Linked DNA regions of Homo sapiens: region 2 is linked to region 1. Evidence: chromatin contacts called from ENCODE Hi-C or POLR2A ChIA-PET data. All regions are on one chromosome and are shown on one strand. Each heading gives the region's core, a stretch centred on a gene start or an enhancer-like site at or near the end of the contact. The rest is flanking DNA. Distances are from core to core; before and after follow the strand shown. Region 1 overlaps LOC105375222 (a long non-coding RNA gene). Region 2 overlaps LOC105375222 (a long non-coding RNA gene).

Region 1 (4,536 bases), core at 677-3,176:
GTTGGTGGTGACTTTATGGAACGTAACTACCACAAATAATGAGCATTGTCTGTAATTACTGCTAAGTGCCATGAAGAAAATAAAACAAGGAAATGCAGTGGTGAAAGTGAGTGATGTCACTAGGCAGCCAGGACAGGCCTCTCTGGGGAGGTGATATTGGTACTGAATTGGGGCTATATGGAAGAAGGCAGCCATGGGAGGCATTAGGGGGAGAGTGTTCCAAGCAGCAGCTGAGCTGAAATGAACACAAGCTCAGGGGATCAGAAGACAGCAGGAAGGCCAGTGTGGCCAGAGCGGAGCACAGGGAAGGAAGGCAAAAGAAGCTGAGGTTGGAGAGCTGGACTGGCCCAGGACACCCAGGGCCTTGCAGGCTGCAGAAAGGAACTTGGATTTATTTTTCCCTGGTCAAATCAGAAAGCAGGGAGTGACGGGATCTGTTTTGTCTCTACTGTATGGGCTGTACCCTGTGAGGGCCAAGAGGGCTGTGATGAGAGCTCTGCCGTGGAGCTCAAGGGGCAGCCAAAGCAGCAGCTGGACAAAGGGTTCTGGGCTCAGGCGGGGCTATGCGTGGGGGTCTCTCGTGTGCCTTGCGTGAAGCTCTTCCTGCTGAGGTTGCCTCTGGGGGTCTCCCTGAGCCCTGTGAACCCACAACTCCAAGTCTGGTCTGTGTTGAGCCAGCCAGTGAGCCAAGGGTTTGCTCCCAGCCATCAGATCCTTCCCTGAGCTCTGTGCAGAGGTGAGCCTGGAGAAGCTTCTACACAAGCACACGGTCTATCTTTGAGAGATCAAATTCCATCCAGTGGGTCCTGCACTCTGAGCTCTGGACTCTCCACCTTCACGGCAGCTGTTCCACCTCCCTGGCGTTTCCCTTCCTCAAATTCTATCCAGCCTTTCCAGCCCCACACACCCACCATTGCCTCCCCCAGGAGGACTTCCTGCCTGCTCTGACCCCCAACTGTCAACTGACCTGTGACTTTTGAACCCGCACAGCTCTGATGGCCTGAGTCACACACACACCTCTGTTGTCTGCCCCCAAAAGTGAGGCTTGGGTCTGCCACTCTTCCCCTCCACCCTGTGAGGGCCCCCGGGCACAGCACTGGTTGTGGCGGGTACAGCACTGGCAGTGGTGGCATCGCCATGGCACCAGCATGGCCCGTGGCTCTGCTGGGCGTGGTGCGGGCACTGAGGGGCTCTGGGCTCTGGCTGCCAGAGAGATCACTGCGGGGACGGCCCTCCTCCTGACTCTTCACAGACCACCTCACTAGGAGGCCACAGCGACTGGGAAAAAACCCAGACAGGCTCTGTGAGCCTGTGGTCACAACATTTTTGTCAACTGATTGATACATAACCTTGTTTTATGTCTGTTTCTGTTTACAGACAGCTTGTTTAATATGTATTATTGATTCCTTAACATTGAACTAAGGGGTTGGGGGAGTGGGGGTGTGCAGGGGATCGGAGGACTGAGGCCATGGCCAGAGTGCAGGCAGAGTGCAGATGGAAATGCCCGCAGGGCCTCGGGGGAGGGCCTAGCTGTGCTCCACGAGGGCTCCAACTGGGCCCAGGTTAGGACTGAGTAAGGGGCTGCAAAGGACACGGGCTGCAGGCCGGGTCTGGGGTCAGGCTGGGGCTGAGACCACAACTCCAAGTGTGGTCTGTGTTGAGCCAGCCAGTGTGCCAAGGGTTTGCTCCCAGGTCACCATGGCTGCTGAGCTGAGGTGCCCTGCAAAGAGTCAAGAGGAAGGTCGTCCCCCGCAACAATCTCTCCAGCAGCCAGAGCCCAGAGCCCCTCCGTGCCTGCGCCACGCCCAGCAGAGCCAAGGGCCACGCCGGTGCCATGGCAATGCCACCACTGCCAGCCTTCCCCAGTCCCGTAACCATGGGAATGTGCACAGGGCCTCGGGCTGATTATGCAACGCCTCTGAGGGAGGGAGACTCGCAGGCCCTGACCTACTCCCAGGGACGCCTGCGGGGAAGCTGGAGCCCAAGCAAGTTCCCCAGGGAAGGGAGTGGCAGGCTGAAGGTCACACAGCCCTCCCTCACATGCACAACACTCTACCTGGGAGGGGACAGCCACGAGGGGAAGACAGGAGAGTTAGGGAGGGAGGGAGGGATGGTGTGGGGGATGGGCAGAGAGCACTCCGGAGGAGAATTCTGACAGATGGGGCTAGCTGGCCATCTGCATGCCAGCGGAAAGCTCCGGCCACCTCCAGCCAGCCCCGGGACTCAGATGTTGGTATCATGGAGATGGGGCAGCTGCCTGATGGGCTGCTCTGTTGCTTCCCCACAGCTAAAATCTGGGGCCTCAAAAAGAGAAAGATGCAGAGAGACAGAGAGTGTGCAAGAGCAAGCCAGAAGAGAAAAATCCACACGAGAGAGTCACACAGATGAGGCAGAACAGAGTGTCAGAAAAAAAAAATAATAATATCTGCAGTTTCCTGTTGGTTTCCAAAGCCTGGATCTGCCCCAAAGGCAGCCCTGTTCCTAACAGTTCTAGGGCCAGGGCCTCTGGCAGCCCCAAAGCTGGGAGGGCAAAGCCATAGCAGGATGGCTGGACTGGTTGCCCAGGCTCCGGAGGGCAGGGGACCAGTGCCTGGGGGTTTCGGTTCCTGCTCCGCACCCTGAGTCCTCTCCACCCCGCCCTGTCTGGACTCTCCCTCTGGTCTGCCCCTCCTCACTCCCTGCATCCCACCTCTGCCCCAGCCTCCTGTTTGCAACCCCCAGGCTCCTGCAGCCCCTTCCCCACCTTCATGGCTGGAGGCTCTGGCTCGAAAGTCATCCTTGCCCTTCAACCCCAGCCTTTGTCTTGAGTGACAGCAGTGCCCAGGCTGATGGTCTGTCACCCACTGACCTCACAGTCCCTGCCCTTCCTTCTCTCAGGGACCTTCTTGACCCCCAGCAGACACCCCCTCCCACACCAACATGGAGCCCATGCTACTGCTGGAAGTCACACCAGCTGTGCTGCAAAGCATCCTGTTCTGACCACACCCTTCTGTCCTCCTAGAACTCTTCCTCTGCACCCCCACCCAGCCCTAGCACCGAATACTCCACTCCCTTCCAGCAGACCCTCCAGCAGGGACCCTGTGGCATTGCACAAATGCTCTCTGACAAACACCTACAAGTCCCTGGTGCCTCAGCCTTTGGGGCAAAACCCAACCCTGAATAAGCCCAAGTCACTTTTGTCTGTACCAGATATTCCACCCAGAAAAAGTGGTCTCACTCCAAGTTTCCGCTCTTGGGGGAGCTGGCCCGCCAGCATGGCCTGGCAACTGTATATTCTTCCCTACTGGCTTGTCCTCCCACCTCTGCCGCAGCTGCTTCCGTCTTCTGCACTCTCAAGACCCACCCGCTCTCCACTCCCACCCCCTGTTGGCGCCCACCCCCAGCAGGCCAGGAACCTCACCTTCATGACGAATGCAGGAGCCAGCAGTTGGCCTCCCTCTCCTGCCCACCCCCAGGCCACACACCCACCTGCCAGCCTCTGGGGCAGAGTCCCCTTTCTCAGCCAAGGCCCCCCACACTGGGTTCAGGACCTGCCTTCTCACTCCTTCTCAACCACCCCGCTCCATGACGTGCCCCCCACTTTTCAGTGACTCCCATATCCACTTCTTAGCATTTTTACAGGCTGTCCTCTTACAACAAAACCAAATGACTCCTCCCGCTCCCTTCTGGCTCCCCCCGCCCTCCCAGAGGAGCCTCGGTAAAGGGTTGTTCTCCTGGGCTGCCCCAGCCGCTCCCTCTCAGCACCCCTGAGCCCAGCCTCCGAGTCCATCCTCCGCCAAATCCGCTCTCGCTGTGAGCTGCGCCTCCAAATCCTCTCACAAAGGCGGCTCAGCAGCACTCGGCCGGCTCAGCAGCCCCTCGCTGGGACAATCTTGGTTGGGGCCCCAGGATCCCACATTCATCCGGTTCTCCTCCCACCTCTCTGAGCACTCCTTCCCCTGCTCCGCCTCCTTTGGGGGCTCCTGCTCCCCCGTGGGATTGTGAATGTGTGGATCCCTCCAGGCTCAGCCCTCAGTCCCCTTCTCATCCTGCTCCTCACTCTCACTGCGGGGTGGCCCCACCTATGCCCTTGGCATCAAACGCCACCAATATACTGGCCACTCATGAACTCCACTTCTGAGCTGGGCCTCGCTCCTCACTCCAGCCCGCTCCTTGGCACCCTGCTGGCTGTCTCAGTGCACCCCAAACCCAATGTGCCCAAACTGAGCTCCTGCTCTTCCCCCAAAAGCTTGCTCCTCTCTGTCTCTCCTCATTCCAGTAGGCTTGTGGGACGCCTCCGTCCGTCTTCTTGCTCTCACACAGTTTCACCCCTGAGTTAGACAGCTTTGGACTTGGTCCTTATCTTTTCCATCACTATCACCCTAGTACGTGTCTCCATTTCCAGCCTCCCTGCTTCCAGCGGAGGTCTCTGCCTGAAATTCAGTCTTCGTATACCAGCCAGAGCGATCATTTAAAACACCTAAGCCTCGTCACATCACACACTTCAGTACCTTTTGGGATGAAACCTTAGCATAGCTTTCCTGACCCTGCGTGATC
Region 2 (4,536 bases), core at 643-3,142, 38 kb before region 1:
GCCTCTGTCATCCAGGCTGGGTTCTTGTCTTAGGCCATTAGTCTGGAGGGTCAGAGACCTGGCCCCTCCCATTTGATAGATGGGGAAACTGAGGTCCACGGCTGAGTGTTCTGGGAAGCAGGGGTCACTGAGAGGGCAGTATTGGGAGGATGAGGTGGGAGGGGGCAGCTGGGGCCTCCGAGCTACTTTCCCAGGCCCCCCTGGCTCCGGCGCCCCACCCCTCCCAACTCAGCCTTTGTCTGATTTGCTCCCTGTGACAGCTGGGGAGGCTGGGCCTCACCCTGGCTCCTGCCATCAGCCATCTCTGTGTGGCACTAAAGATCTGTGCAGGAGCCAGGCCCGGCAGCAGGCTTGGCAGGCAGCTCCGCGTTGCCCGGGAGACCACGGAGGAGGAAATCTGCGCCACACGGCTACCGAGGGCCAGATGGCCAGTGGTCCCAGAGGTGCCTCTCCCAGGGGCCACAGCCGCATATACACACTACTGCAGTCCCATGGATGCTGCGGGGCAGACGAGGAAACTGAGGTGCAGGGGGTGAAGGGCAGATTCATGGCCACTGAAGGTGTGTGGCCAGGAGCTGGGGACAGAGCCCGGGCCCTGCCTCCCGCGCCGAGCCCTGATGGCCTCATGAGGCTGCAGCCAAGAACATGGTCAGAGGGGCTCATAGGTGTCTGTGGCCAGGTCTCTCAGGCCCCCACCCAGGCCCCTCTGGGAGCTAAATTTCCCTCTGGAAAGACCTCAGACTCTATCAAAGACCTCTATTAACCCTTGTCCTTGGGAGCAGCTGCCTTGTGTAGGCCCAGAGTCTGAGGAAGGCTCCCAGCTCTGGGTGCATAGGATGTAAGTGGGCAAGCACTGACAGGCAGAGGCTAGGCTCTGTGTTAGGCCCAGTGGGGAGTCAGAAAAGAAGTGCTGAGACTGGGAGGCGGGACCCATAACCAGAGAACCGAGAGCTGGCTGGGCCTTGGAGATGGGAAGTCCACGGGCTTCATTCCACACAGAAGGAAATCAGTTGTGTATTGGGTGAGGGCAGGGTGCAAGTCTCTCAGGAAGGCTGTCTCTGGCCTGGTCGTCCCTCCTTGAAGCGGGACTGGGGGAGAAAGAACAGAAAAGGGCCCACTGCAGCCTGCCTGAAGGTGTCAGGCCTCCTCAGACCTCCAGAGACCCACCCACAGGAGGGGACCCATGATCCTCAGGTGGGCATGGTTATTCCACTCAAGGTGATTCTAACATAGCCGTTCCTCAGCCCTGCTATGTCTGGGATGCAAACCTTCCAGCCCAGTGCCTAGAAATGCTGAGCAGCCCAAGGCCCTGGGGTCCGGCCCTCAGAACAACTGTGACCTGCCTCAGACAGCCCCGAGGCTGGTGGGTGACTCTACCCCTTCTTCCAAAACATGAGTCAGTGAAGAGCCCAGACCTGGGCCTGCGCAAGGGTGGGAAGGTGAGGCTGAGACTCTTAGGGCTGGGAGACGGTGGGGTGGGGCCATCAGGAAGGGATGGGGAAGATGTGGAAGTCTTCCCAGAGAAGGGGAGGGAGAGAGCACAGCCAGCCCTGTCCCCACCTTCTGTGGAACGTCTGGAAATACCCAGCAAAGCTCCAAGCCAGGATCCTGATGGGTCCCTTCCGGTATAGCAGGGGACGGCTTGAAGGTCTTCAGCTCTGGCACTCAAGCATAAATTAAACGGGGAGAGGAGTCGGGCAGCCTCTCAAGGTTCACATAACTAAGCTAAATCACTCTACAGCCCGCTCCTCTTTGGCGCAAACGGAAATCCCCCCCACCTGCTGGAGCTTGTCACGCAGGCAGGGCAGAGTCTGCTCCCTGAGAGCTCGGAGCTGCCTGCAGCCTCCCGCCCCCAGCCCCCGCCTGCTGCCTGAGCTGTCAGCCCGACTCCCAAACAGGCTGATTATCCCCATCTGGGGAAAACAAAACATGTCAGCAGCGGCGCCTGAGAAGAGGGCTGTCTTCTTAGTGAGAAGTAATCTGAGGAAAACTCCCAGCTCTGATCTACAATAGGAAGTGAGTGAGCGACCTTGCTGTTCTTGACATTGCTTTCTCCTGATACGGACACAGGCAGGCCTCCGCCAGCATCACCTCCTCTGAGAAGCCTTCTGGGCCTGGGCTGACCCTGCCCAGGCTCTCTGCAGGGTCCCCTGACCCTCCCAGGGCCCACTGTGAGATTTCAGTCAATGGTCCTCTGTGCGGCCCTAGAGCTTCAGTCTATTTCAGAATGAGACTCTGGGTCACACCGTTTGTTGCTTTGTAGGGATTTTGGAGATGGCTCTAGGCTAGAAGACTTGTGGACTCCTCCAGGAAGAATGTTCCCGTGGAATCGGGAAACCTGGGCAGGCCGTCGGGATGCAGCGCAGCTACAGATCCAGCTTGTCTCCCTTTGGGGAAAAAGATAATCGTGACTTAGACCTTCACACCGCTCACGATTTCCTGTCTCCGTGCTTCCCCATGGGTTCCCACCACCTGGGATACCCTTCAAGCTACCTGGCATGCCTACATTTCTTCTATCTTAGTTGCCCCTAAAACCCCAGTTCAAAAACAAAACCCCAACCCTCCCTAGCTGAAGGGGTCCTCCTGCCTCCAGTGAGCCTTTGCACCTCCAGCTGGCATGGTGTTCATTTGAGGAGATGTCAGCCTGGGCTGCTGTGGTCTCACCTGTCAGCCCCTGGATCCAGCCTAGGGCCAGACATGGTCAATATCCTGGAAACATGCTAAGTGAGTGAAAGTGAAAGTTTCCTCTCTCCCAGCCTGGCCTCTCTCATGGCTTCCACCTCTGTTAGCTGCTATGGCTGCCACCTCCATCTTCTCCCTAATTTATAAGGAGGATCCTTGTCATGACACTTTATCCAGGGCCCTCCTGCCCGTCCTCTTAGGGAGGGAAACTAACATTCCCTAACTCCAACATGCCTTCATCCTGCCATGTAAAATGATAAGTGTTTTACACATTTATCTAATCTAACACTCACAGCAACAATGCTGTATATTTGCTGTAATGTTACCCACCTTACAGATGCAAAAACTGAGGCTCCGAGAAGATACAGACCTGCCCAAGGTCCTTGGTGGCAGAGTGAGGCTCGGTGTTCCAACTCTCTTGTTTCTGAGACAGGGCTCTTTCCTCTGCAATAGGCCACCTCATTCAACCTTCAACCAGAGTTCCAGTGACCAAGCTTCAGACAAAGAGGGCTGCTACTGGGAGAGCCCACACACCACAGCTCCCCTCCAGGGCGGACACTCATTATTATCAGCTAACCGTTGTGAGCATTTACCATATGCTGGATACAGGGCTAAGTGTTTTGCATAAATTGACACATGATAAATTGCAGATGAGGAAACTGAGGCACAGAGAGGTTAGCAAACTTGCTGAAGCTCATAGCTATTACGTGGCAGTCCATCTTCTTAATAGCATTCAGGCTGTGTGACACAGAAAATGTGGGTCATCTGCCTTTACCCTGCAGCTACACAGAATGCCCCCACCCAATTGAGGCAGGGTGCGAGCTCCCCTTTCCACCCTGCCTGCAGCTCCTGAGGGTAGCCCCAGAGTCCACCACCCTCTCTTTCCAAACTCTCATCCTGACCATGAGCTTGTCAAGGGCAGGGGCCAAATTCAGCCTCCTTCATTTCCTCCCACAAGGGAGCAGATACCAGAGTCAAACGAAAAGGGAGCATAATGATTTTATATGTGCATTTATGATGTTTACTCTTCCTGCTTCCAGAGCAAATGTAAGGTGGTTTCGAATATTGAAATGCATAATTAGGACAATAAAATTATTCTTTAAAACAGAGCTGTTGGGATGCAATCAGTAGGCAGGAAGATGGAGTTCTAGCAGGCAGCTGGGAGGAATCAGGCTGGGATGCAAGAACTTGGGTTTTTGTCCCTGGCTGTGCCACAAACGTCCTTGTGTAAGTCACTCCTTCTTTCTTAAGTCTCAGTGTGCCTATCCATAAAACAGGCAGGCCAAATATAGAATGCAGAGGGACTGAAGTCAAGAGACAGTTTTTCAAACTCTGCTACCTGGAGCCCTAGGAGTTCATCAAGGACACTCAGTGGCTGATATGGGTAGGCAGGAATAGCAGGGTCAGTAAGTGAGCCCAGGCCTTCCACCCACACTGCGATCAGATTGACTACTTTCATCTGTTTTAATCATTTGAGCTTCTAAGATGCCCAGTCCTTTGAGCTGCTAAAAATGTTTGAGAAACCACACTGGACAAGACTTTCTTTAAAGGCCTTTCCACGTTTAAGGCCCTCTGCCTTTCTTGTTGCCAGCTTGCCTACCCCCAGCAAGCCTCGGTTCTGGGCATAGCCTGGCATTCCTGATCTTGGAAGGACGTTTGAGCGCAGGGGTAAGATATGGGCATCCCTTGGGGAGGCGGCTACAGTTCAGGGGTTCACACGTGGTGGAGGTTGTTAAAGTGGAAGCCAGAATCCCTTTCCTCTCCAGGTAGGAGCTCACTCTCTGTCCCCAAGACCCAAGACTTGGGCATTGGTCTAGGGAGCTCATATGGTTTGAATTTGTGTCACTGCCCAAA

What was found. Hi-C counts contacts between places; a loop is a spot of excess contacts on that map. ChIA-PET counts read pairs that join two places held with the same protein, here RNA polymerase II (POLR2A). Pooled maps may share reads with other maps.
Region 2: a pooled map shows a loop between it and region 1 (6-fold over the local background). The contact joins two enhancer-like sites. A Hi-C loop is called at or near these places in 4 of 37 single-sample maps with no recorded cell type and 1 of 50 pooled maps. POLR2A ChIA-PET finds 5 or more read pairs at or near these places in 6 of 52 experiments (H1, Panc1, T-cell and 2 more).

What each region holds. Positions count from the first base shown.
Region 1 is chr7:30,986,186-30,990,721 of GRCh38, reverse strand. All of the region lies in intron 1 of LOC105375222 (a long non-coding RNA gene), which reads right to left. Among named protein-coding and RNA genes, the nearest start is that of GHRHR, 25 kb to the right of the region's middle. RefSeq lists an enhancer at 50-830. Within about 2 kb of position 1,926, at least 6 of the 41 ENCODE cell types and tissues checked have a DNase peak (open chromatin) inside an H3K27ac peak, as active enhancers do.
Region 2 is chr7:31,024,632-31,029,167 of GRCh38, reverse strand. LOC105375222 (a long non-coding RNA gene) reads right to left here. Exons shown (of 3, transcript XR_927160.2): 3 at 1-2,387. Among named protein-coding and RNA genes, the nearest start is that of ADCYAP1R1, 25 kb to the left of the region's middle. RefSeq lists enhancers at 1,584-1,633, 1,143-1,746, 1,747-2,350. Within about 2 kb of position 1,892, at least 5 of the 41 ENCODE cell types and tissues checked have a DNase peak (open chromatin) inside an H3K27ac peak, as active enhancers do.